3 separate regions of the Homo sapiens genome follow, and regions 1 and 2 are each linked to region 3. A link is a loop called in an ENCODE intact Hi-C map of the cell type or tissue named here. Cell type or tissue: heart left ventricle. All regions are shown on one strand. Links, peaks and the distances in the headings refer to the core of each region. The heading gives the core; the rest is flanking DNA.

Region 1 (8,120 bases), core at 1,588-5,587, 180 kb before region 3:
TTTATATAGAGCTTTCAAACCCTGAAGAATATATCTTCACCTCACATCTATCTTTAGAGTTGGAAGGGTGAAGACACTTGTCTATAAAAAATGAAATGAGATCCTTGGGAATTTGATGTCAGGGGGTCTCCAGGAGAGTACACTGAGCAGCGGGAACGCGAGCATTTGAGTCACATGTTCAGGCAATGAGTCCGAGGGTGTTTGGCTGCAATTCAAGTGAGCATGGCGCTGGCCTGGAGCCAGAATCATGAGCTGCAGAAACCATTTGCACTTTGGACTGCCGGGAAAGTGCCGGTGGATTTTGGAGCATGCACATACAGGTTACCTCTGCAGAGCTCACGAACTCTCTCCCTGAATTCCTGAATCACAAGCTCTTTTTTACTATTCAGTTAATTTAGTCATAGTCCCATTTCTGTGCTTCAATTTTTAACAGAAGACTTGGAACAATACTTATATTCCTATACTTCACTTAAGGGAAATATTTGAAGGGATTTTATTAATTTATGAGCTGAAAAACCATATAAACTGTTTAATAGTTCCTTGAATAAGACTTGAAGTACCAAGGTGACATTTTCCAGGCATTAGAAACTTGACAAGCAAGTCCTCTGGTTTTGATATGTCTTTGTTTTACCACATCATGAAGGGACAAAGGAGCAGGGTGTTTAAAAAACTGTTGTTATTTAATTTCTTTGTGCTTACCTGTTTATTGGAGATGATAACACAGAACCTTCCTAGGTTGGGGTGAGGATCACACATATGCCAACAACATCTGGCAGATGGTGGGCAGTCAGTAAATATTAGGTTCCTTTCTTTACCCCAAAGTTGACCTGAAAGCTCTGAAATATGTTATTCCAGGCCATTCATTAACTATCAAATAAAAACCAATGATTTCTTAGAACACCAGAAATGTCTAAGAGCACAAGGATAACCCTCCTCATGGGTTCAGGATCATGAGGCAAACTGAGGAATATTTTAAAACTATAAAGTATATAAATAATACAAGAATAAAAAGACAATCCAGTTATTCAGAATAAACAGAGACCTTCTATAACTACACCACAAAAAGACCAATAACTCAATTTAAAAATGGGCAAAGGATCTGAATAGACATTTCTCCAAAAAAGGTGGCTGACAAGCACATGAAAATATGTTCATCATCACTGCCCATCCGGGACATTGACATCAAAATCACAAAGAGATACCATTTCACATCCACTACGATGGCTGCAATTTAAACATAGATAATAAGTGTTGGCAAGGGTGCGGATAAATTGGTACCCTCATACACTGCAGATGGGAATATGAAATGGTGCAGGCACTTAGGTAGACAGTGTAACATTTCCTCAAAAGGTTAAACATAGAGTTACCACATGACTCAGCAATCTCACTCCAGGTATACACCTAAGAGAAATGAAAACCTGTCTGAATCTGCATAACAGCAATACTCATAATAGCTAAAAAAATAGAAACAAGCCAAGTGTCTATCAACTGATAAATGGATAAACAAAATATGATATAGCCATACAATGGAATATTATTCAGCAACAAAAATAATGAGGTACTGATACAACATAGGTGAACCTTAAAAATATTATACTAAGTCAAAGAAACCGGTAACAAAAGGCCACATATTATGTAATTCCTTTTATACAGAATGTCTAGAACGGATTAATCTCCAGAGGCAGAAAGTAGTTTAGTGGTTTACTAGGGGGTGGAGGTGGGGAGCATCGTTGGGGTGTGCCTTAGATTCCTAGGGCTGCTGAATAAAACTGGGTGGCTTAGGACAACCGGAACGTATTCTCGCCATTCTGGAGGCTGGAGGTCTGAAGTCAGCGTTGGCAGGGCCACGGTCCCTCTGGAGGACTCAGGGAAGAACACTTTCTTGCCTTGTCTTGCTTCTGGGGTTTGCCCCCAAATCCTTGGCATTCCTTAGTTTGTAGCTGCTTCACCGCAATCTCTGTCTCCATCTTCACACGGTCTTCTCCCCTGTGTGTCTCTGTCCCTGCATCCAAATTGCAGTCTTATAAGGATGCCAGTCATGTTGGATTCAGGACCAACCCTAATCCAGTATGACCTCATCTTTACTTGATTACATCTGCAAAGACCTCACTTCCAAACTGGGTCACATTCACAGGTTCTGGAGGTGAGGGCTTGAACATAATCTTTTTGGAGGGGACACAATCCAACCCACAGCCTGGGTGTGGAAAATGAGGAGTGACTGCTACTGCAGGAGAGTTTCTTTGGGGGATGATGAAAACGTCCTAAAATTAATTGTGAGGGTGGTTGCCCCACTCTTATAAGCATGCTAAAGAAAATCCCACTGACTTGTACATTTTAAATGGGTGAATTGTGTGGTATATGAATTATAGCTCAATAAAACTGTCATCATAAAGCAAAACTCTAAACAATGATCCTGCCCTCCGGTAGTTTATGGTTTAGTTAAGGAAACCAGTTTGCTCACATCAAGCAAGTGAACAACAGAAGTCCCTACAGAATGAAACATAAGGTTGTGCCACATAATGATAGATATCGTAGATGCTTAGAAAGGAAGGAGATAAACGAGAGTAGCCTAATCCCAGAGCACTTCATAGATAAGGTGTGATTTAAATGAAACCTTGAAATATGAGTAGAATTTAAAATTACTTCTCCGGGCATTTAGAATGGCTTGAAATTCCCTCAATACCAGTGTTCTCTCTCTTTTTTTTTTTTTTTTGAAATGGAGTCTCACTCTGCCGCCCAGGCTGGAGTGCAGTGGCACCATCTCAGCTCACTGCAACCTCCACCTCCCAGGTTCAAGCGATTCTCCTGTCTCAGCCTCCCGAGTAGCTGGGACTACAGGTGCCCACCACCACGCCCAGCTAATTTTTCTATTTTTAGTAGAGATGGGTTTTGCCATTTTGGCTAGGCTGGTCTTGAACTCCTGACCTCAGGTGATCTGCTGGCCTCGGCCTCCCAAAATGCTGGGATTACAGGCGTGAGCCACCATGCCTGGCCTAGCATTCTCTTTTGTCTCCAGCTTTTATTCGTCTGGTCCCTGTGCCCTGAACACTCCTCCTGGCCACTGGCTCCCTGGGGCTATGTCTGGCTTCTGTGCTGGGTCCCAAGCTGGGGATGCCAGCAGTGCAGCAATTGCCTGCATGGCGGGGTAGGAGGGACTGTCCTGTGTTTCTGTGCCTCCCAGGGGAGGTGTGGAGCCTGGGCTTTGCTAAAACGGAGATTCAATGCGAGTCCGCTGATTCTGGGGAGAGAACAGTTTGCTGATATTTTAGATATGCCCCTGGGAAGAATCAGAGAGACTGGAATTCTGTCTCTGCAACAGTCTTTAAGGAGAAATCGGAACCTACCCCTTGCAAGAAGCTAGGACTAAGCCCACGGTGGGGAGAGGAAGAAACTGAAGAAGCCAGGAGCAGGGTGATTCTAGGAGGGCCCTCTGGTTGTTGCCGTATGGACTGAAGAGGATTTTTTCCACTGGGGGCAGTAAAGAGTTGGTTTTGCATCCTGTTCTGGACTCTGTGTAGATAATAGTAAGATGATTTTCTTTCTGGCAATGGCCTGTTTCCTGCAGACCCTGCCAGTTGCTGTGGACACAAGCAAGAGGTTTCACCCGTTTACCTGTCTACGTTTCCCATCAGACCATAAGCAATCTGAGGGCTGGAACTGAGTCTTGCTTGTTACAGTGTTCTCTGACAAAGTGCAGCTCCTGGGGCTTGGTGGTCCTCAGTATATCTTATTGTACGTATATGTTAGTTTATTTCTAACTCTTAGGCACCGATTTCTTGTTTTACTTAATACACCCACTTAATATTGTCATAATTTCTGAAGAAAAATAGTCACTTGTAGAATGTTGTGAACAGAATAAATCTTGATAGAGAACTATTTTCATACCATTGTACAAAGGTCAAGTAAAAATTAAGATAATGGCCAGGCGTGGTGGCTCATGCCTGTAATCCCAGCACTTTGGGAGGCCGAGGCAGGTAGATCACCTGAGGTCAGGAGCTGAAGACCAGCCTGGTCTTGTGAAACCCCATCTCTACTAAAAATACAAAAAACTAGCTGGGCATGGTGGTGGGCACCTGTAATCCCAGCTACTCAGGAGGCTGAGGCAGGAGAATCCCTTGAACCCGGGAGGCAGAGGTTGCAGTGAGCTGAGATCGAGCCATTGCACTCCAGCCTGGGCAACAACAGTGAAACTCTGTCTCAAAAAAAAAAAAAAAAAAAAAAATTAAGATAATACATTAATAATTATTTTAAGTAATGCTGTTAACATTACCTGAAGGCCATCATCATTATGTTATGCAGCATATTTTCTTATATTATACCACTTATGTAAATTTCTTTTTCTTCCAAGAAGAATGTTGAGTGTTTTACAACAAATAACATATAAAAATGAGGTCGGACACGGTGGCTCACGCCTGTAATCCCAGCACTTTTGGGAGGCGGAGGCCGGTGGATCACCTGCGGTCAGGAGTTCAAGACTAGCCTGGCCAACATGGTGAAACCCTGTCTCTACTAAAAATACAAAAATTGGCCAGGCACGGTGGCCAGCGCCTGTAGTCCCAGCTACTCAGGAGGCTGAGACAGGAGAATTGCTTGAACCCGGGAGGCAGAGGTTGCAGTGGGCCAAGATCGTGCCATTGCACTCCAGCCTGGGTAACAAGAGCAAAATTCCATCTCAAAAAAAAAAAAAAAAAAAATAGGCCATAGATTCTCAAACTTAACTGAGCATTAGGATACCTGGGATGTTTGTGTAGAATGCAAATTTCTGAATCTCACTTCTGGAGTTTCTGATTAACAAGTCTGTGAGGGGTCTGAAAATCAGCATTTTTAACAGACACCTACAATGATTCTGATACAGGTGTTCCCAGGCCACACTTTGAGAAAAACTGCAATAGAATCCCCAAGCTGAAAATCAGGATCTAAGAGAAGTCATATAAACATGATGGAACTGAAAGGGTCAATACAGTGGCTCTCACTGAGTTTACAGTTATTTTGAGGTTCTTGGCCACTCTTACAGAGAGAGAGAGAGACAGAGAAAGGGAGAGATGATAGTTTACATGGCTCTTATTATTGAAAAAGTAGAATATACTAGTTCCTTAGGGGAAAAGAAAGTATTTTCCTAATATCAGATACTAAAAAGTATTTTTTTTTTTTGAGACGGAGTCTCACTTTGTCACCCAGGCTGGAGTGCAATGGCGCCATCTCGTCTCACTGCAACCTCCGCCCTCCAGGTTCAGGCGATTCTCCTGCTTCAGCCTCCCAAGTAGCTGGGATTACAGGCACCCACCACCATACCCGGCTAATTTTTGTGTTTTTAGTAGAGACGGGGTTTTGCCATGTTGGCCAGGCTGCTCTTGAACTCCTGACCTCAGGTGATCCACACGCGTTGGCCTCCCAAAATGCTGGGATTACAGGCGTGAACCACCGTGCCTGGCATTAAAAAGTGTTTCTTGCAAGGGGACTTTACAGAGAGATTTACTCCAAGGGATACTTCCAAGGCTGGACACAGGAAAGGATGTTTGCTGAATGGGAGGTTACCAGTGGCTCTGTTCTCAGGAATGCAGCAGTGGGAACAAGGATAAAGTCACATGCAGATTAAGTTTTGTTCCACAAATATTGATTTGCCATTTACTATGTGCCAGATATTCTACTAAACATTTGTGAAACAGAGAGTAAGACAGGTCCTGCTCCCGAGAAGCTGATGAGCAAGTGACACAGGGGCTGGCAGCAGAAGCCAAAGGTTGTGCCCTGAGCACACAGCCGCCCTAACAAGTGGGCAGAGTTCAGGTCTAGAAAGTGGGCTGTGCAGGAGAGTTGCCCAACATGTGATTGGAAAGTGCTGAGACGTTTGGACCGAGGCAAGAAACTGCACCTTTTACTAGGGTGAACTTTTCACATGGGTCTTAACTCTGCTTACGGAATCCAGGGCCTCGCCTGACAGGAGCCACACCAGGCCGGAGACGGCATCTTAAGTGGTGATGTCAATCGTCATGTCCAGCGGATGATGACCGGCTTTCCACATGAATTAGGTTCCAGATTAGCATGTGAGGAAAAAAGCATGTTTAATCCAAATTCCTCTAACAAAACTCCTTATATTGTCGATTAAGTGAAGTATACATACACACAATATTTGTAGACCTATACAGTATAATAATCAATAGAACATATGCAAAATATAACTTTTATAGTATTTTATGTTACATCATTTCAATTATTTCCCTCTCTGTACCCACTGTCCAAGCACAAATATCTGCTTCACATAAGTTAAATGCACGTATAATGAGATGTCACTGCAAGAGATCATGGCTTCCATGGAATTCTTCTTTTGCAACAACTACAAAAACAGATTTCATAGGAACTGGTACTTACAGCCCTCTTCAATAAAAACTGAATGCTAAACACTGAACTGTAAGCCAGTTAAGATGATTTTAGCACTAAGCACTCAGTAAATAGGTTCTACAGTAGAGTGTTCAGCAGGCTAACTTGAATTAAGTAGAATTTACAGAGCCTAGAATTGCTGAATTCTAGATGCTTCATCTCTATTGACACTCCCAAAATATTGCCATTCAATAGGGCTCTTTGTAAGACTAGGCTGCTGTGTTAGTCTGTTCTTATGCTGCTAATAAAGACATACCCCAGACTGGGGAATTTATAAAGGAAAGAGGATTAATGGACTCACAGTTCCACATGGCTGGGGAGGCCTCACAATCATGGTGGAAGGCAAAGGAGGAGCAAAGTCACATCTTACATGGCAGCAGGCAAGAGAGCTTGTGTAGGGGAACTCACCTTTATAAAACCATCAGATCTCATGAGATTCATTCACTATCAAAAGAACAGCATGAGAAAGACCCACCCCTATGATTCAATTACCTTCCACTGGGTCCCTCCCATGACATGTAGGAATTATGGGAGCTACAATTCAAGATGAGATTTGGGTGGGGACACAGCCAAACCATATCAGCTGGCAAAAAGCTTAACCATTTGCTCCCTGGTAAGGGCTGCAGTGCTGGTGTTCTCTATTGCTAATTCAAATCAGCTCTTTTTAGGAAGCCAAAAGAGGTGATTATAGAGGTGATCTTCAAATACGGAAGTTGTGGAGCCTAGCCTATGATTTTGACAGAGTAGAAAGGTATCCCACATTCACAAAGAGTGGCCACATAAATATACATTTTTCTCAGGAACAGCTTTGGACTCACCTTAGTATTTAAACAAATGTTACCCTGAGACCCTGGATTCCTCACCCTATAAAGCAAGGCAGAAATAGTTTTGGTCTGGAAAAAGTTTCAAAATAGATGCTACTGGCTGTGCACCATGGACATATAAAGGCTTCATGAGTGGCCTGTTTGGTGGTGAGCAATGTGGCTTATCTGTTGTGGCCATTAGAATAAATTAGTCTTAAAATATATTAGGTTTCTGATCCCAGCCTGTCTCCAACTTGCTTTCATTGCACGGCTGGGTTCTTGCCTCATGTACACACCCTCCCTGACACCTGAACATCAGCAGCCGTTGTATTAAGGTCCTTTCTTTTCTGTGTTGACAGCTCATAGTGACCTCACTTTGTCAACAGTGGGGATAGGCTAGCTACTTTACACCTAATCACCTATGGATGGAATTCTAAAGCAGCATTGTCCCAGAGAGCCTAGAATTACAGGATGTAAAGCTTGAAAATACTTGAAACCATCACAGAATGATTCTATTACTTTCATGAGTTCTTAACACAAATTATCTTACCCTGATAGCAAAGTGTAGCTGTTAATCATGATTTGGCTTATATAAGAAGTTTACTTTATTATTTAACTTGTGGAGATTATGGCTCAATTTGCTTTCATACTTGCATGTTTTTACCAAGCTTGAGATACACACACAGATTGGCTGCCTCTGAAGTCAACCTGCTGGGCCAGCCTAAGGGTTTGGATTTCTATGGTACCTGCTTGGAGGTTGATTTGGAGTCTTGACCGACAGGGCTTTTGGGCCAGTCTTAAGGCAAGTATTTCTTGGCATATAATCTAATACACATGAAACCAGTTCATCCCAGCAGGAGTAGGTCTTGTCAGAGGCATTGTGTGGTAATTCTAAAACTATAAGCATTTTTCCAACAGGTCATCACTTACCTCAAAGACTTT
Region 2 (8,120 bases), core at 1,588-5,587, 77 kb after region 3:
TCACTCTTGTTGCCTAGTCTAGAGTGCAATGGCGCAATCTCGGCTCACCGCAACCTCTGCCTCCCAGGTTCAAGCAATTCTCCTACCTCAGCCTCCCGACTAGCTGGGATTACAGGCATGCGCCACCATGCGCAGCTGATTTTTGTATTTTTAATAGAGACAGGGTTTCTCCATATTGGTCAGGCTGGTCTCGAACTCCCGACCTCAGGTGATCCGCCTGCCTCGGCCTCCCAAAGTGCTGGGATTACAGGCGTGAGCCACTGTGCCCGGCCTAATCAGCAGTTTTTAACATGCTACACAGGGTCTGGGAAAGACAGCTGCCAAGTTGGGGGCTTTGAAAATATGAGACATCTGTAAATAATAACCTTTGGGTATTTCACCTGTGTTTGCTTCTTTATATTACTTTTGTGTGTGTGTGTGTGTGTTTTGAGACAGAGTGTCTTGTCACCCAGGCTGGGGTGCAGTGGCGTGATCTCGGCTCACTGCAACCTCCACCTCCTGGGTTCAAGCAATTCTCCTGCCTCAGCCTCCCTCAGGCACTTGCCACAATGCATGGCTAATTTTTGTATTTTTAGTAGAGACGGAGTTTTGCCATGTTGGCCAGGCTGGTCTTGAACTCCTGACCTCAGGTGATCCACCCGCCTCGGCTTCCCAAAGTGCTGGGATTATAGGCGTGAGCCACCATGCCTGGCATATATTACTTTGTTCTAAAATTAATTTAGATCTGGCATCCTCTTTTTGTCCCTCAAATGTTATTTTACCAAAACATATATTATTGGGACAAGAGGCAAATTGCATGGCCAAGTTGAATGACGTTATTCCCCACTCTGACAGCTTTTGTTTTTAACTCTAGAATTTGTACATATGGCTTTGGAAACCTCATCCAACACTAAGTAATGAACATACATGAGGATACTATGTATTTTTCAACCTGCAAGCCCAAGATTTCAAATTCTTTGGTTTATCGCAGAGAACACATCTCTCAAATTGTCTTCAAGGAGCACTGCAGGAGGTACAATCCATTCCCCACTAACCCAGGAAGACTGTCTGAATTTTTTCAGAGGGAAGATGGGTGGGGGAGAAGTGGGGATGGTTAATGGGTACAAAAAAAAAAAATAGAAAGAATGAATAAGACCTAATATTTGATAGCACAACAGGGTGACTATAGTCAATAATAATTTAACTGCACTTTTAAAAATAATGAAAAGAGTATAACTGGATTGTTTATAACATAAAAAATAAATACTTAAGGGGACAGATACCTCGTTTTCCATGAGGTGATTATTATGCATTGCATACCTGTATCCAGAGTATCTCATGCAACCCATAAATATATACACCTACTATGTACCCACAAAAATTAAACATTAAAAAGTTAATCTTTTTAATGTTTAATTTTTTTTTTTGAGACAGGCGTGGTCTTGGCTCACTGCAACCTCTGCCTCCTGGGTTCAAGCAATCCTAGTGCCTCAGCCTCCGGAATAGCTGGGATTACAGGCCTGTGGCACCACGCCCAGCTAATTTCTGTATTTTTAGTGGAGACAGGGTTTTGCTATGTTGGCCAGGCTGAACTCCTGACCTCAGGTGATCTGCCTGCCTTGGCCTCCCAAAGTGCTGAGATTACAGGCATGAGGCACTGTGCCTGGACAGAAAGTTTTTAAAAAAAATTTGTTCAGAGGGAACCCATTTCCTCTTCTGCTACACAGACAGCCAGGCCTGACTTGCACTGTTTCTATCCCCCCACAAAAAAAGCAACAACATCACCGAGAAGATAGTTCTGTTTGTCTTGATGATCAACATAGATCTGTATAGTTGATTTTGTGCCAGCAACAGGCTCCAGTCACAACAACATGAGATTCCAGGCCTTTTTGCCTGCCATGCTGGACACAGACTGGGCCATAGAGAATAGGAGAACCCGTGTGTTCTTCTGAGTTGTCTGTGAAGAAAAATACACGGGGAGAGGGGTAGACGTGAGTTCCTGGAAGAGTGGAGATGTGTGGGGAATTCTCCAGCGTTCCTTAATTAGAAACACGACTCAGTGATGTTCTTTGGAGCCCAAGACCCCAGGAGGCACTGAGTCCAGTGGTCCCAGGAAGCTAAAAATGAGGGCAAGAGTCAGCGTGGCTTTAAAAATCTCTGATCACTCATCCCCCAGAATGAAATCTGGGACTCAAAAGCTCTGATGGAAATGAAGCAGACTTTAGGAGGTCTGGTTTCGGGGGTGCTCCAGGAGCTGAATGTGAAATGTTATTTGTTCCAGAAAGTCCTGGCAACTTGGCGCAGCGAATTTGATCAGCACCATACGTACGACCTGTCTCAGGAACGGTGCCATGTGTGTGACTAGGACTGCAAAGCAGCTTGTGTTCGTGGGGGAAATGACAGGCACAGGAAGGAAAAGCTGAGAACACTGAAACGGTTCCTAATCGTGCAGTGGGGAAAGGAGGGCGACTGCCGCGCAGAGTGGCACGTTGGCTGGAAGAGGGGATTGATCAGCAGTGCTGGCAGGAACAGCATAGGCTTGTCGTGTGATCTAACAGAAGAGGCAGCAATCTGGAGGCGCCCCAGATCAGAGAAGAGACATCAAGCCCCAGGAGAAATGGATTTCCTTTCTCCCCACCCATCAGCTGGGTAGGAAGCCCGAAGGAGCCTTTCATGGAACTATGGGAAGGGCTCCTCTGACGCAGAGGGGATGAACTGGAAGCAAGATGCTGACTGTTTCCAAAGGCTTGACAGTCAGAAGCAGGCAGGCTTCAGCCTATTGAGATACTTTACCCAAGAGGATTTCCGCTTAGGTTCTGTCTTGAAAGAAATATTCGCTCCCAAATTTCCTCCCATCAAGAGTGCTTCTCCCTACAGAAGGCTAAGGCTCACAGGTTGTCCCCAGGGACACATTTCTTTCAAGTAGGATGACTGGTATGTTTAGACTGAAAAGCTGATTTACTGGAAGATTGCTATCACCCCCTGGCCTACCATGTCGTTGGTGTGGCCAGTGTTTATCAGACAGTGGTGTTTCCAGCTTAGGCCTGAATGGAAGAAGAAACTGAAAGAAGAAATAAAAAGAGAGATGCGCCGGGCATGGTGGCTCATGCCTGTAATCCCAGTGCTTTGGGAGGCCGAGGTGGCAGACCACTTGAGGTCAGGAGTTCAAGACCAGCCTGGCCAACATGGTGAAACCCCGTCCCTACTAAAAATACAAAAAATTAGCTGGGTGTGGTGGCGTGTGCCTGTGGTCCCAGCTACTCCGGAGGCTGAGGCAGGAGAATTGCTTGAACCCGGGAGGCGGAGGTTGCAGTGAGCCAAGATTGTACCACTGCACTCCAGCCTGGGCAACAGAGTGATACTCTCTCAAACAAGACAAAACAAACAAAAAAGAGGAGGCTCGGCACGGTGGCTCACGCCTGTAATCCCACCACTTTGGTAGGCTGAGGCTGGCATATCACTTGAGGTTGGGAGTTCGAGACCAGCCTGACCAATATGGAGAAACCCCATCTCTACTAAAAATGCAAAATCAGCCAGGTGTGGTGGCGCATGCCTGTAATCCCAGCTACTCAGAAGGTTGAGGCAGGAGAATCGCTTGAACCCGGGAGGCAGAGGTTGCGGTGAGCCAAGATCACGCCATTTTACTCCAGCCTAGGCAACAAGAGCAAAACTCCATCTCAAAAAAAAAAAAAAAAAAATGGAGAGAGAGATGTTTCTCAGCTTTGGGAAATGCTGACTTTTCCAGCACACCTTTGCTCAGAAAAGCCCTATGATATAAAGTGTCATAGGAACCTTGTCCTTGGAACCAAGCCTAGCCTAGGCTCAGGGACATCATGTGGGAGTGACATAAAGGAGGCTCCTCTGTCACTGTGCTTGGGTTACAAGTAATTCTCGACATGGGAGCATGTTGATTTCTAACCATCGGTGGCGGAGCTGTGACTTCCCAAGCTGGTGGCTGACCTCAAGAGGACTATTATAGACACTGTGGGACCACGGCCTGAGAAAAGAATGGCTACCTCCCTCTCTATCCCATGACCTCTAACGGCCCGGTCACCACCATGGCCTTTTGTTCCTGGAGAGGGACAGGAACTTTGGAAAGTGGGGTCGCTCTATTGCTTCTGCAGGTCATCTTCCCAGACTTGCCTAAGCCTCAGAATCTCAGTCTTCTGCTCTGTTTTGCACGTCTTTTTTGAAAGGTTTTTAAAAATTACAATCTACTGTACAGAAGAAAATAATACACAGAAAATAATTTTAGAAAATAATACAACAGATATCTAAGTATCCACCACCCAGATTGGACAACATATTAACATTTTGCCCCATCTATATCAGATATTATTTATTTTCTTTTTTACTTATTTTTGAGACAGAATCTCGCTCTGTCGCCCAGGCTGGAGCGCAGTGGTGTGATCTCAGCTCACTGCAACCTCTGCCTCCCAGGTTCAAGCGATTCTCCTGCCTCAGCCTCCCGAGTAGCTGGGACTAGTGGTGTGCACCACCATGCCCAGCTAACTTTTGTATTTTTAGTAGAGACAGGGTTTCACCATGTTGGCCAGGATGGTCTCGATCTCTTGATCTCGTGATCCGCCCGCCTCAGCCTTCTACAGTGCTGGGATTACAGGCATGAGCCACCTCGCCCAGCCTATTTTTATTTTTTTTAAGACATGGTCTTGCTCTGTCACCCAGGCTGGAGTGCAGTGGCACGATCTTGGTTCACTGTGGCCTTGACCTTCCAGGTGCAAGCAATCCTCCCATCTCAGCCTCCTGTGTAGCTGGGACTACAGGAGCATACTGCCACACTTGGCTGATTAAAACATTTTTTCTTTCTGCAGAGACAGGGTCTTACCATGTTGCCTAGGCTGGTCTTGAACTCCTGGGCTCAAGTGATTCCCCTGCCTCCGGCTCCCAAAGTAATGGGATTACAGGCATGAGCCAGCATGCCCAGCCTATATCAGATTTTTTTAAAATTGCAGATAGAATTAAAAACTTGCTTATCTATTTTTAGTAGAGGGAAAAACCTAAATAAGTTTAATTCTAGTAAGTTGCTGACTCTACACAACAACTTCCTTTCAGTCTTCAGATAATGGAAACTTTGTGGATTTATGCACAGCACCCAAACCCCAGAGATCTGCCCCAACAGAAAGATTGCCAACAAAATGTTTGTCTTAATACTTGAACAAATTTTTCTCAAACTTACATTGTATATTTTTCTCCACCAGTTTGCTAAATGTCCACAAGGTTAATACCCGCCCAGCCAAATGAAAAGACCACTGGGATCAGGTGCGGTGGCTCACACCTGTTATCTGTTCCAGCTACTTGGGGAGGCTGAGGTGGGAGGATCGCTGTAGCCTGGGAAATCGAGGCCGCAGTGAGCTATGATCAAGCCACTGCACTCCAGCCTGGCCAACAGCGCAAGAGCCTGCTCTAAAAAATCAAAATAAAAAAAAAAAGAGCATTGGGTCTCCAAAGGTAACAGGTGTGAAATACACCTTAGCCTACTCAGAATTTTGCCCCATGAAATAAGTAAGGATTATTAAATATTTCTGGAAACTCAAACAACTCTTTAAACAATGTTCACAATTTTTCAATGTCCACATCAGCCAAACCCACGGAAAGCTAAGCATTAATTCACCTACTGTTGGAGAGGCTAGACTATTTAAGGAATCTCTCCTGAATTCTAGTCCTGAATTTCCAATGCAACTCGTGTCCACTAGAATGTTCTGTGAATGTTTCAAGCTTGAAACGCCTGCAGCCAAACTTGTTTTCTTTCCATCCAATTATATCCTCTTTCCAATGTTCCCCTTTTTTCATTAAAGGCACCACTATTCTTCCAGCCATCCTGATTCACAGCCTCAGAGCTGGCCTCAATTTCCTTGTCTCCTTCGTCTTCCACATCCAATTATTCACTAAATCCTGTTGAATTTTTCTCAAAATATTTCTTGCACCTGTTTACTCCATTCTGCTCCCACTGCCACCTTTCTAATGAAGTATTTTCCACCTGTGTGTTTCGGCTCCTGCAGCAGATTCTGCATCTCCCCTTTCTCCTTTCAATGAATTATCAGTATCAGATTAATCTGCTGAAAGAAGCACTGTGTGCCATCCTGCTCAACATAATTCAGTGATTCCCAGATGGCTTACCAAATAACAGCTTTTAAAAAAATCCAGAACCTTCAGTGATCTTCACGATCTTTATATGTCCACCTTCCTAGACACATCCCACATTAGGAACCCATTGAAACCTCTGCCCCAGGCGCATGGCACTACTGGCTTGCTAATTCTGATTCCTGTTCAAGTATTTCTTTGGCCTAAGTATTCCTTCCCCTCCTTCACTACATGAACCAATCTTCATGGTGCTTAATATGAACCAGATCATCTGGTGGGCCTCTAATACAACAGTGAACAAGACAGAAACAACCCCTGCCTCCATATACTCCTTACAGCCTAGTGGAGAAAACAAAAGATGAACTGGCAGTTGGCATGCCAGGCTGTGCAGGAAGAACTGTGACAAGGAAAGACAAGGCTGAGGTGGGCGGATCACTTGAGGTCAGGAGCTCAAGACCAGCCTGGCCAACATGGTGAAACCCTGTCTCTACAAACAAAAAAAAAAATTAGCTGGTGTGGTGGTGGGCGCCTGTAGTCACAGCTACTCAGTAGGCTGAGGTGGGAGAATCTCTTGAACCCAGGAGGTGGAGATTGCAGTGAGCTGAGATTGTGCCATTGCACTCCAGCCTAGGTGACAGAATGAGACGCTGTCTCAAAAAAAAAAAAAAAAAAGGCCAGGACCCCAGAGCCAGGCATGGGGATTCAGAGCAGGCTTTTCAGAGGAAGGGATACCCAACCAAGTTTTGATCTGTTCTTCATGATGGCTAGTGAGGTGAAGGAGAGGGAGAAGGGTCAGAAAAGAACTCTACAGCAGAGAGAATCATCCTGCTCAGCCCCTATCCAACCTTTAATGCCCACCTCAAATGCCTTCCTTTTTTTTTTTTTTTTTTTTTGAGATGGAGTCTCGCTCTGTCACCCAGGCTGGAGTACAGTGGCACCATCTTGGCTCACTGCAACCTCTGCCTCCTGGGTTCAAGTGATTCTCCTGCCTCAGCCTCCCGAGTAGCTGGGATTACAGGTGCCTACCACCATGCCCGGCTAATTTTTGTATTTTTTAGCACAGACAGGGTTTCACCATATTGGCCAGGCTTGTCTTGAACTCCTGACCTCAGGTGATCCGGCTGCCTTAGCCTCCCAAAGTATTGGGATTACAGGCATGAGCCACTGCGCCCAGCCTCAAATGCCTTCTTGACCAGGCCGGTGGTGTACTGTGAGAACACAGACTTAAAGTCATCCAGAAACAAATCCTAACCCTGCCTCTGCTGCATGCTAGTTGTGTACATGACCACGCAAAATTTGCTCATTCTCAATATGAGTCAATCTCTGAATCTGTAAAAATACTCTTTCTTTTGACAGGGTCTCCCTCGGTTGCTCAGGCTGGTGTGCAGTGGCATGATCACAACTCACTGCAGCCTCGACTTCCTGGGCCCAAGCTATCCTTCCACCTCAGCCTCCTGAGTAGCTAGGACTACAGGCGTGCACCACTATAACCACCTAACTAAAAGACAATTTTTTTGTAAGGGTGGGGTCTCACTATGTTGCCCAGGCTGGTCTCAAACCTCTGGGCTCAAGCGATCTTCCTACCTCAGCCTCCCAAAGTGCTGGGATTACAGGCATGAGCCACTGTGCCCAGCAGAAATACTCTTACATTACAGAGTTTATTCATTAAATAAATATTAAGCACAAGAACCACATACTCTTCTCCGTGATAAGGATACACTTAAGAATAGGATAGAAATCTTGGCTCTTATGGTGCTTACATTCTAGTAAGGAAAAGGTGACAGTAAATAAGATAAATATGTACATTATGGAGTATATTGGAGGGTGATGGATTCTATGGGGAAAATACGTCAGAGAAGAGAGAGAGTAGGGGGGAATTGCAACTTTATTCATTTGTTTATTATTTAACTCATTTATTCAAACAAATAGTATTGAAGGTCTGCTACATGCCACACCCTGTTCTAGGCCCTGGGTGTATAGCAGGGAACAATGGACAATAACCTTTGCCTTTATGGAGCTTACATTCTGATCAGAAAGAG
Region 3 (8,120 bases), core at 2,129-6,128:
TATTGGAAGGAAGGAAGACAGGAAAGGAGGAAAGAAAACCCACATGTTAATCAGCAGTAGAATGGATAGATAAATTATAGTGTATTTACACAATAGAATATTACACAGCAATTTAAAAGAAAGAACTACTGACTCATGGAGCAATATGGATAAATCTCAAAAAGCATATTGTTGAGCAAAAGTAGCTAGACATAAGAAATTATGGAAAGCACTGTGTTATTTTTATGCCTGTTTGTAAGGTCCTTAAGGGCAGAGATCATTTCTCTGCATTTGTAGATCTTTAACACCAAGCACATTATTCAGCACATAATTGGTGCTCAGAGTCCAGGCACAGTGGCTCACGCCTGTAATCCCAGCACTTTGAAAGGCTGAGACAGGAGGATCGCTTGAGCTCAGAAGTTCGACACCAGCTAGATATCATAATGAGACCTCATTGCTACTAAAATTAGCTGGGTGTGGTGTTGCATACCTATAGTCCCAACTACTCAGGAGGTTGAGGCAAGAGGATTGCTTGAGCCCAGGAGTTCGAGGCTGCACTGAGCAATGAATGTGCCACTGCACTTCAGCCAGGGCAACAGAGTGAGACCTTTCCCCCCAGTCCCCCCAAAAATAGATGCTCAATGTGTATTTATTTTAATGGAGAATATATGATATGAAGAAAGACACAAAGGAAGCACCCAGTATTGTTCTGTTGAGAAAGCAGCAGGAAATATTGGGAACAATATTTTAATCCTCAGATGTTTATACCAGAGCACAGCATATGGAAACCTGAAATACTAACACAATGTTGAATATATAACTGACACTTGGCCAGCCAGGTATGATCATGATGAGACTATAGTAATTTTTCAGAACCTTTCAAAACAAGCACCACTAATGGAGTCTATTGTTTGACCCCAGAATTAATCTAAACATGATATCAACTAGATTTGATAGTTTCCTCTATTCATATTTTTTGCCTCAATGAGAAGAAAGTCTTCTCAACTCCCTCCTCTACTTCTTACTCACTGGGACAGGAGTGCTGAGTTGATCAGTCAGTTTCCAGCACACTGATTAGGTTTGCACTTTCAAAGATTTGTTTCTAGGTGTCTAAATAAGCTTATGGTGGAAGAAGACATTCTCTGGCTCCTTTTTCTCCAGCATTGCCAGGTGTGCTGGCCCTTCATTTCATGAGGATGTTGTGTTTGGGATGGAGGAGATGAAGTAGCTTTTCAATCTGCTTTGTTTCCAGGCTCCTTACACCCAACCTGTGCAGGAAAGAGGACCCTACCCCTCCATGGTTCACTGCAGTTTATTAGAGCTCTACAGTGAGGTTCAGGCCACTCCCACTATAATATAAAGCATTACTTTGCTTCATTTGGGCTTTTTATTCTCAAGGTGGGATAGCTAGACCAAGAAAGGATTTGTAAATTCTGGATCTCCTGGCCAATTGCCTTGAAAATGCTTGTAATAGGGCCACCCTCAACTAGAACCTCATTTTCATCCCTAAACACATATCGGAAGAAGTCTTTATGATCTTTCTCCCGCCATTGGTACTTCAGGCATTGACAGGTGTTATTCTGGCGTTACTGCCTATTATTTCTGAATGATTATCATGTGGAGAAACTTCTTAAAGTCTGAAGAAGAGATATGGTCATGTTTGATAAAGATTTATCTTACTAATTATAGATGAGACAAGCCACCTGAATTTGAGTCCCCAAGGAGCCTTAGGAACAAATTGTCAGTCAATTTGCAATCATCTGTAGAAGCAGTGACTGCTGAGCTCCAGTTAACATGGCTTTGTGAGGAAGCGGTTGTTCCAAAGCAAGTTCATTTCATAAAATATTGACTGAGAGAGTTTCCATTCTTCTAGTAGAGTGATCTTATCAACAGGATGAGAAGACATAGCCTGAACAATTTAAGTGGGAAAAATAGTACATGATATTATTTTATATAAAGACATTTGTGAAGTGCCCAATGTGTAATGCCGAGATGGAAAAATCACTGTTTTCCTTAATATTATATTTAAGTTACCTTTTAAAAGTTTATTATTTTGCATCTCAATTTTTTTTGAGAGGTTGAGCTATGTTTCCATTACTGTAATATCTGGGAAAGTTATATGCAGCTTATTGTCACTGAAGCTTTCCAGAAATGTTTTATTTTACCCTAGGGAAAACAAAAGGCTTGTGTTCTTTCCTTTCTTGCTGATAATATCAGTGGAGTGCACAGATTTTGACCCCTGGTACTCTTAATTTACACTGGGGCTTTTCAGATAGATGAAGTTAACTTGCCAATAGGACTTGAATTTCATGTCTTACCCTGTTATGATTTAAAGTACGTGCACATAGGATGATAGCTGATACAATGACATGACAAAAAACATATTAAGAGTTTCTGCCAGCTTTTTGTGAGGTTCTCCCAGAATACAGAAAGAAAGGCAGGAGGTAAATATACATGGAAGCACATGAGTTCATTTTGAATGGTTTTATTCTTTGTCTTCTTGCTCATTTTTACCAAACCCAGAAGTTGCCCCTTCATTGTTCAGTTGTGCTTTGAGCAAATACCCAACCATTATTGTGCAACAGGGTGTCACGAAAAGGGTGATAAATACACCATTTTGATTGCTCTTCTCGAAATTTCACAGTGAGCTGAAATAAATTTTCATTTGTTATTGGCAAGTTTTAAAATCAGACATTATGGAAATTCTTAAGAAAATTGTCTTTTACTCTTTCAGTCTTGCAATGGAATTGTTTATTCTTGATTTAATATCTACCTGTGATATAGATACAATGAAGTCCCAATATTGAGAGAAGAGATATCTCACATGGGAAAAACAGACACTGCATAGGCAAACTTTAAAGTAGTGACTTTAAATTTTGGATGAAATCATGTTGGAAATAAACCTCAGGGAATTCTTAGGAATTGTTTAACCTTCTTGTGTTGGTTTGTTGGTTGCTTTTGCAGTTTAACTCGGCTGCTAAGCAGCTGATAGAATGGGATAAGCCTCCTGTGCCAGGAGTTGATGCTGGAGAATGTTCCTCGGCAGCAGCCCAGAGCAGCACTGCCCCAAAGCACTCCGACACCAAGAAGAACACCAAAAAGCGGCACTCCTTCACTTCCCTCACTATGGCCAACAAGTCCTCCCAGGCATCCCAGAACCGCCACTCCATGGAGATCAGCCCCCCTGTCCTCATCAGCTCCAGCAACCCCACTGCTGCTGCACGGATCAGCGAGCTGTCTGGGCTCTCCTGCAGTGCCCCTTCTCAGGTAAATCCTCAAACAAGTGTTATATAAAAAGAGCTCACCCACAAAAGGATCAACTTACAAACATGTTTGCTCACTGGCTGACAAACATTGCTTATTTTGAACTTCTGAAGATAGTAACTTTTCTGGGAAGCAAAACCTGTCTTCATTTTGTAAGTGGAAAAATGGAGAAGGGAAAGCTAACTTGAGTGTATCAACCCAGAACTAACTACTCTGTCATTTTCAAAGGAAAGATCAGAACTTACAAGATGAGTTATATAATACTTACCAGTTTCACCAAGCAATCACTCAGCCTTACAGAACTTTCTCACAGTACTGCTTTGGGAGATCTTGCCAACTAAAACTTTATCTCCACCCAGATTTAAGATGCCATGGTCCAAACTCGTGACGTTTGTAGTTGCTTGTATCTATGTAACTTACCTTAATATGTAGGCTTCCCAGAATTATAGAGAAGAGAAAAAGAGCAAGGACAGAAAGAAGCATTTAATTTAAATTAGAAATTGACCTCACACTTTCTAAGTTCATTAGTTCATTACAACTTTGGACTGGTATGTAAAAAATAGCCACGCGTTATTCTTAGGTTTATAAAAATACATGGGATGACTGGGGCATTCATTCAATCATTCATTCATTCATTTGGCAGACATTTATTGAGCACTTTACTATTAGACCCTTCTAGGCACTGTGTATACCATGATATCTAAAATATAGCAATTTGCTGTGTTAGGCTTTAATTCTGCACTACAAAAAGAACCTAATTATAACCCTGCCCAAGCCACGGGGCTGCTATCATTATCCACTTAGGTGATGGCTGTATTTTGTTCAACTTAAAGGTCAAAGAATCTAGTTCAAAGCTGCCTGTCACAAGCAGAAGGAATTTCTTTCAAGTCTCATGTTTCATCTTGAAAATTCATGCAGATTTTACATTCTGCTCCACCATATAGCTATGGTGGTTTTTTTTTCTTTAAACATTAAAATGAAATTATGTCCCCTTAAAGAAAAAGAAAGAAATACCAGTCCTGGTCCTCAAAAAGTTTACATTCTAGTAAGTGCCTATTTTGGACCACAGAATGAAAATGTAAAATACAGTTTTTGATATCCCTTGCCATTTTTTTCTCAGCCTCATGTTTGTTTGTTTGTTTGTTTTTAATAGAGATGGGGTCTCACCTTGTTGCCCAGGCTGGTAACAAGCTCTTGGCCTCAAGTGAACATCCTACCTGGGCCTCCCAAAGTGGTGGGATTACAAGTATGAGCCACAGCCTCAGCCTCATTTATTTGACCCTGCTCCTTTAGATTTATACTGCGTGTTTCAAGTTAAATGCATTCACTTTCTGAATGGGATTGTGGGATTGTTGTTTTGTGGCATTTTTAGGTGGTAGGGCCATGAAACTCTTATTGAGAAATAAAGACACGCACAACGCACAACTAGAACATGAGTGCAGTGAAGGCAAGGGTCTTTGTTTTGTACACTGATTATATTCTAAGTGGCAGACATAAGACATGCAGAAAGCACTCAACATGTATTTGTTGGATGAATGAGTCACTTGAAAAATGGGTAGAGAGGGGAACCATGTCATTTTACATTTAACTAATCATATCCGTGTGAGAAAAAGACATGGATCATAGATCAGAGTAGGAAGGGCAAAGTGAGGTTAATCCAGAAAGGTTCAGAACTAAAGATTTTTGAGTAAGGTTCTGAAGGAGGGAGCTAGTGAAGATGGCCACTCACTAACAGAAAATGGAATCATTTTGATTCTGTGCTTTTTATCTTGGGACCTAGCAACATTTGCACAATGATGTTGTCTTGAAATAAAAGACAAGCTTCTGCCAAGAATAGTGACAGCTCAGAATGGGAATAGCTTTAAGAGAGTGGACAATAATCTTTTGGCATTAGAGAAAATGAAAAGAGAAAAGAAGATATACTGAGCATTTTCATCTTTTGCAGAGAGCTCAGCATTCAGGTGTGAGCATGCCTGACGTTACCACACCAGAGCTGGGAATGAAGACTATAAAAGTAGAGCTATTTTTGTTTTGGTTCAAGTAGCTTAGGAAACAAGGCTCTTTCTGTGTTCCATTAAAAGTTTCCCCTTCAACCATTCCACCCCTCCTTCCATATTCCAGTTTGTTCTGTTTTCAGTGGCAGAGTGTTGCCTCAGGGAGAAGTTATTTCTAGAAGAGGCTGGGAGGTGTTTGAAGTGCTGCCTGGTTTCTCCAGCCGAGGTTTACAGAAAACACTACTTATCTAGGGCACTGTGTACATTGGAGGGCACCCCAGGCCACAATAGAGCATTGAGCATGTGTAGCATTTGTGACGTGCAAAAACTCTTCCAACCATGGAGATCAGTGCGTATGGGGAAATGGCTCATGTAAGACCATTTAAAACAGGACTCTCCTTTTCCCCTGCCCAGCAAAGAGCCTGGCTGTAGATTTAACTGAGACCCATTGCTAAATCTGTTCCCTGCTATTGACCTGATTGCTGTCTTCCTTTTCCTTACACATGTTAACCTTTGCCTACAATTTCCTTTCCTTTTCTTTTCTTTTTTTTTGAGATGGAGTCTCACTCTGTCACCAAGGCTAGAGTGCAGTGGCACTGTCTGCTCACTGCAACCTCCGTCTCCTGGGTTCAAGCAATTCTCCTGCCTCAGCCTCCCAAGTAGCTGGGATTACAGGCGCCACCACCACACCCGGCTAGTTTTTATATTTTTAGTAGAGATGGGGTTTCACCATGTTGGCCAGGCTGGTCTCGAACTCCTGACCTCAGGTGATCCACCTACTTCAGCCTCCCCAAGTGCTGGGATTACAGGTGTGAGCCACCACGCACAGCCTCTTTTTTTTTTCTTTTTTTGAGATGGAGTTTTGCTGTTGTCTCCCAGGCTGGAGTGCAGTGGCACAATCTTGGCTCACTGCAACCTTCGCCTCCCAGGTTCAAGCAATTCTCCTGCCTCAGCCTCCTGAGTAGCTGGGATTACAGGTGTGTGCCACCACACCCGTCTAATTTTTGTAGTTTTTTAGTATAGTTAGGATTAAGTTTGGCTGAATTGATTAGAAAATTGAAAGTAAGGGGCTTAAAAATGTTAGTATTCATTTTTATCTCATCCCAATGAAATCTAGATATAGGCAGTTGGATGCTGGCATAATAGCACCACAAAGTTATTAGGGACCTCGGCACCTTCCAGCTCATGTCTACACCATATAAGTGGGTCCTTATGCCCTGGTTTCTATATGGCAATTAGAGATGTCACTGTCACGTCCAAATTGCTGGCAGCTGGAAGGTGAAAGGGACAAGTTGGAAGCCAAAGGGCTTGCTTGCTATTATATTTAGTGACTATTGAGTGATGGCTGAACTTTCAAATACATAAATTGAAAGATTACTTATAGGCAGTGCTTTCCAGGTGGGTCGCCAGATCAGATAGATGTTCATGAGTGTCTGTGACTGTGACATGAGTGTCTGTAAAAGCACATGGTGGTACAAGCAGCCAAGATGTTTTGTCTCCTCCTCTGACCACACTTAGGATATTTTTTGGCCTCCAGAGGAGTGATTCATAATATTCAGTGTTTCTATGGCATCTTTGTATTCAGTGGCCTCAGGGAAAGCAATAAACCCCCACCCCCACCTCCTTTTTGCTTACCCCAACTCTTCCCCACCTTACTTAGCCTTTCTTGCAGAGGAGACAACTAATTTTTGCAGTTCCATGAGAAAAGGGTAAGCCCAGCAGAAACTCAGGTTGTCCCTATTCAGGGCATTTATTCTAGACATACTCACCCTTCAGACTGGTTTACTTCTACTTTTTGTCCTTCTGCGTTTAGTCATTCTTTGGTGACTTTGTCTCTTCCTTTGCTGCAGTGCTAGGAAAGCCCTGTATTGAAGGGGTACTTGCAGGATTCTCCATGTCAGTGCTTCCCTGAAGTGCCTGTGATGGCAGACACCTTAGGTAGCCTCTGGTCCACCTGCTCACAGGGGCCTAGAGACATGAAGGGACTTATCCCAAAACCATGAGGTCATTAACAGCTAATTATTCTGTCTCCCACTCTGGGCTTTTAGAGAAATGTCAATCAATAATGATATCTTTCTCAGATATGTATAGGGTCAGGCCCAGGAAGTTGTATTTTGGTAAGTTTTTTTCTGCCCCAAGGGTTCCTTGATAATAATGTCTGTTACCAGTGGAGGGTGTCCATGTACTTCGCGTTTTGAACAAAGAATTGGACAAAACACACAAAGCAAGGAAAGAATGAAGCAACAAAAGCAGAGATTTGTTAAAAATGAAAGTACACGCCAGTGTGGGAGCAGCCCGAGCAGCGGCTCAAGGGCCCTGGATACCGAGTCTTCTCAGGCCCAAATACCCTCTAGAGGTTTCCCATTGGACACTTGGTATTCACCACCTGTAAATGAAGTGCTGGCCCACAATCAGTAGTTGGGGAAAGCAACCAATCAGAGGCTAAAGTGAAGTTAACAGAGTTGCACTTCTATGCAAACAAAGACTTGGCCCACAATCAATGGTTGAGGACAGCAACCAATCAGAGGCTGAAGTGAAGTTACAAAGTTATACTCCTATGCAAATGGCTGATTGGTTACAGAAAGCAACCAGTCAGAGGTACTTTCAGTTTCCCACCTGCGGTTCAGAAAAGGTGGGGGTTTGCAAAGTTGCCTTTGGTCCATTTGTTACTTAGGCGTGGAAAGTTAAGGTTTTCTTTTCAGTTTAGTTCTGGGAAGTCAGCGTGAAACAGCCTTAGGTTCCCTGCCTTCAGACCCTATTCTCCTGCCTCATGTCCACTTTGAAACCAGTGTGCTTCCCGTTAGAAATAGGTTGGAAATAGACTTTGGTTCACAGGAAAAATAGAAAATGAGGGTTTGGAGTTCAAGACCAGCCTGCTCAACA

What was found. A loop is a pair of places that touch in the nucleus more often than their neighbours do. Peaks named below come from ENCODE experiments on the same cell type or tissue, not always from the same donor. Only the 100,000 strongest peaks of a DNase experiment are listed, where the experiment ranks them.
Region 1: it touches region 3 in a loop (2.0-fold over the local background); 2 of 110 quality-filtered maps call a loop at or near these places.
Region 2: it touches region 3 in a loop (1.9-fold over the local background); 2 of 110 quality-filtered maps call a loop at or near these places.

What each region holds. Positions count from the first base shown.
Region 1 is chr4:169,307,188-169,315,307 of GRCh38, reverse strand. The region is part of intron 2 of LOC105377529 (a long non-coding RNA gene); the gene reads left to right. Among named protein-coding and RNA genes, the nearest start is that of SH3RF1, 40 kb to the right of the region's middle. RefSeq lists an enhancer at 3,145-3,693. In heart left ventricle, for the core only: a CTCF peak has its summit at 3,446; a DNase peak (open chromatin) is centred at 3,134.
Region 2 is chr4:169,054,313-169,062,432 of GRCh38, reverse strand. LOC105377527 (a long non-coding RNA gene) reads left to right here. Exons shown (of 5, transcript XR_939429.3): 4 at 854-1,012; 5 at 2,261-3,377. Among named protein-coding and RNA genes, the nearest start is that of CBR4-DT, 48 kb to the right of the region's middle. In heart left ventricle, for the core only: no CTCF peak of the experiment used is centred there; a DNase peak (open chromatin) is centred at 4,012; H3K4me3 peaks cover 431 bases; H3K27ac peaks cover 3,076 bases.
Region 3 is chr4:169,131,444-169,139,563 of GRCh38, reverse strand. It overlaps SH3RF1 (SH3 domain containing ring finger 1), which reads left to right. Exons shown (of 12, transcript NM_020870.4): 5 at 2,944-3,246. Among named protein-coding and RNA genes, the nearest start is that of CBR4-DT, 130 kb to the right of the region's middle. In heart left ventricle, for the core only: no CTCF peak of the experiment used is centred there; no DNase peak of the experiment used is centred there; H3K27ac peaks cover 1,301 bases.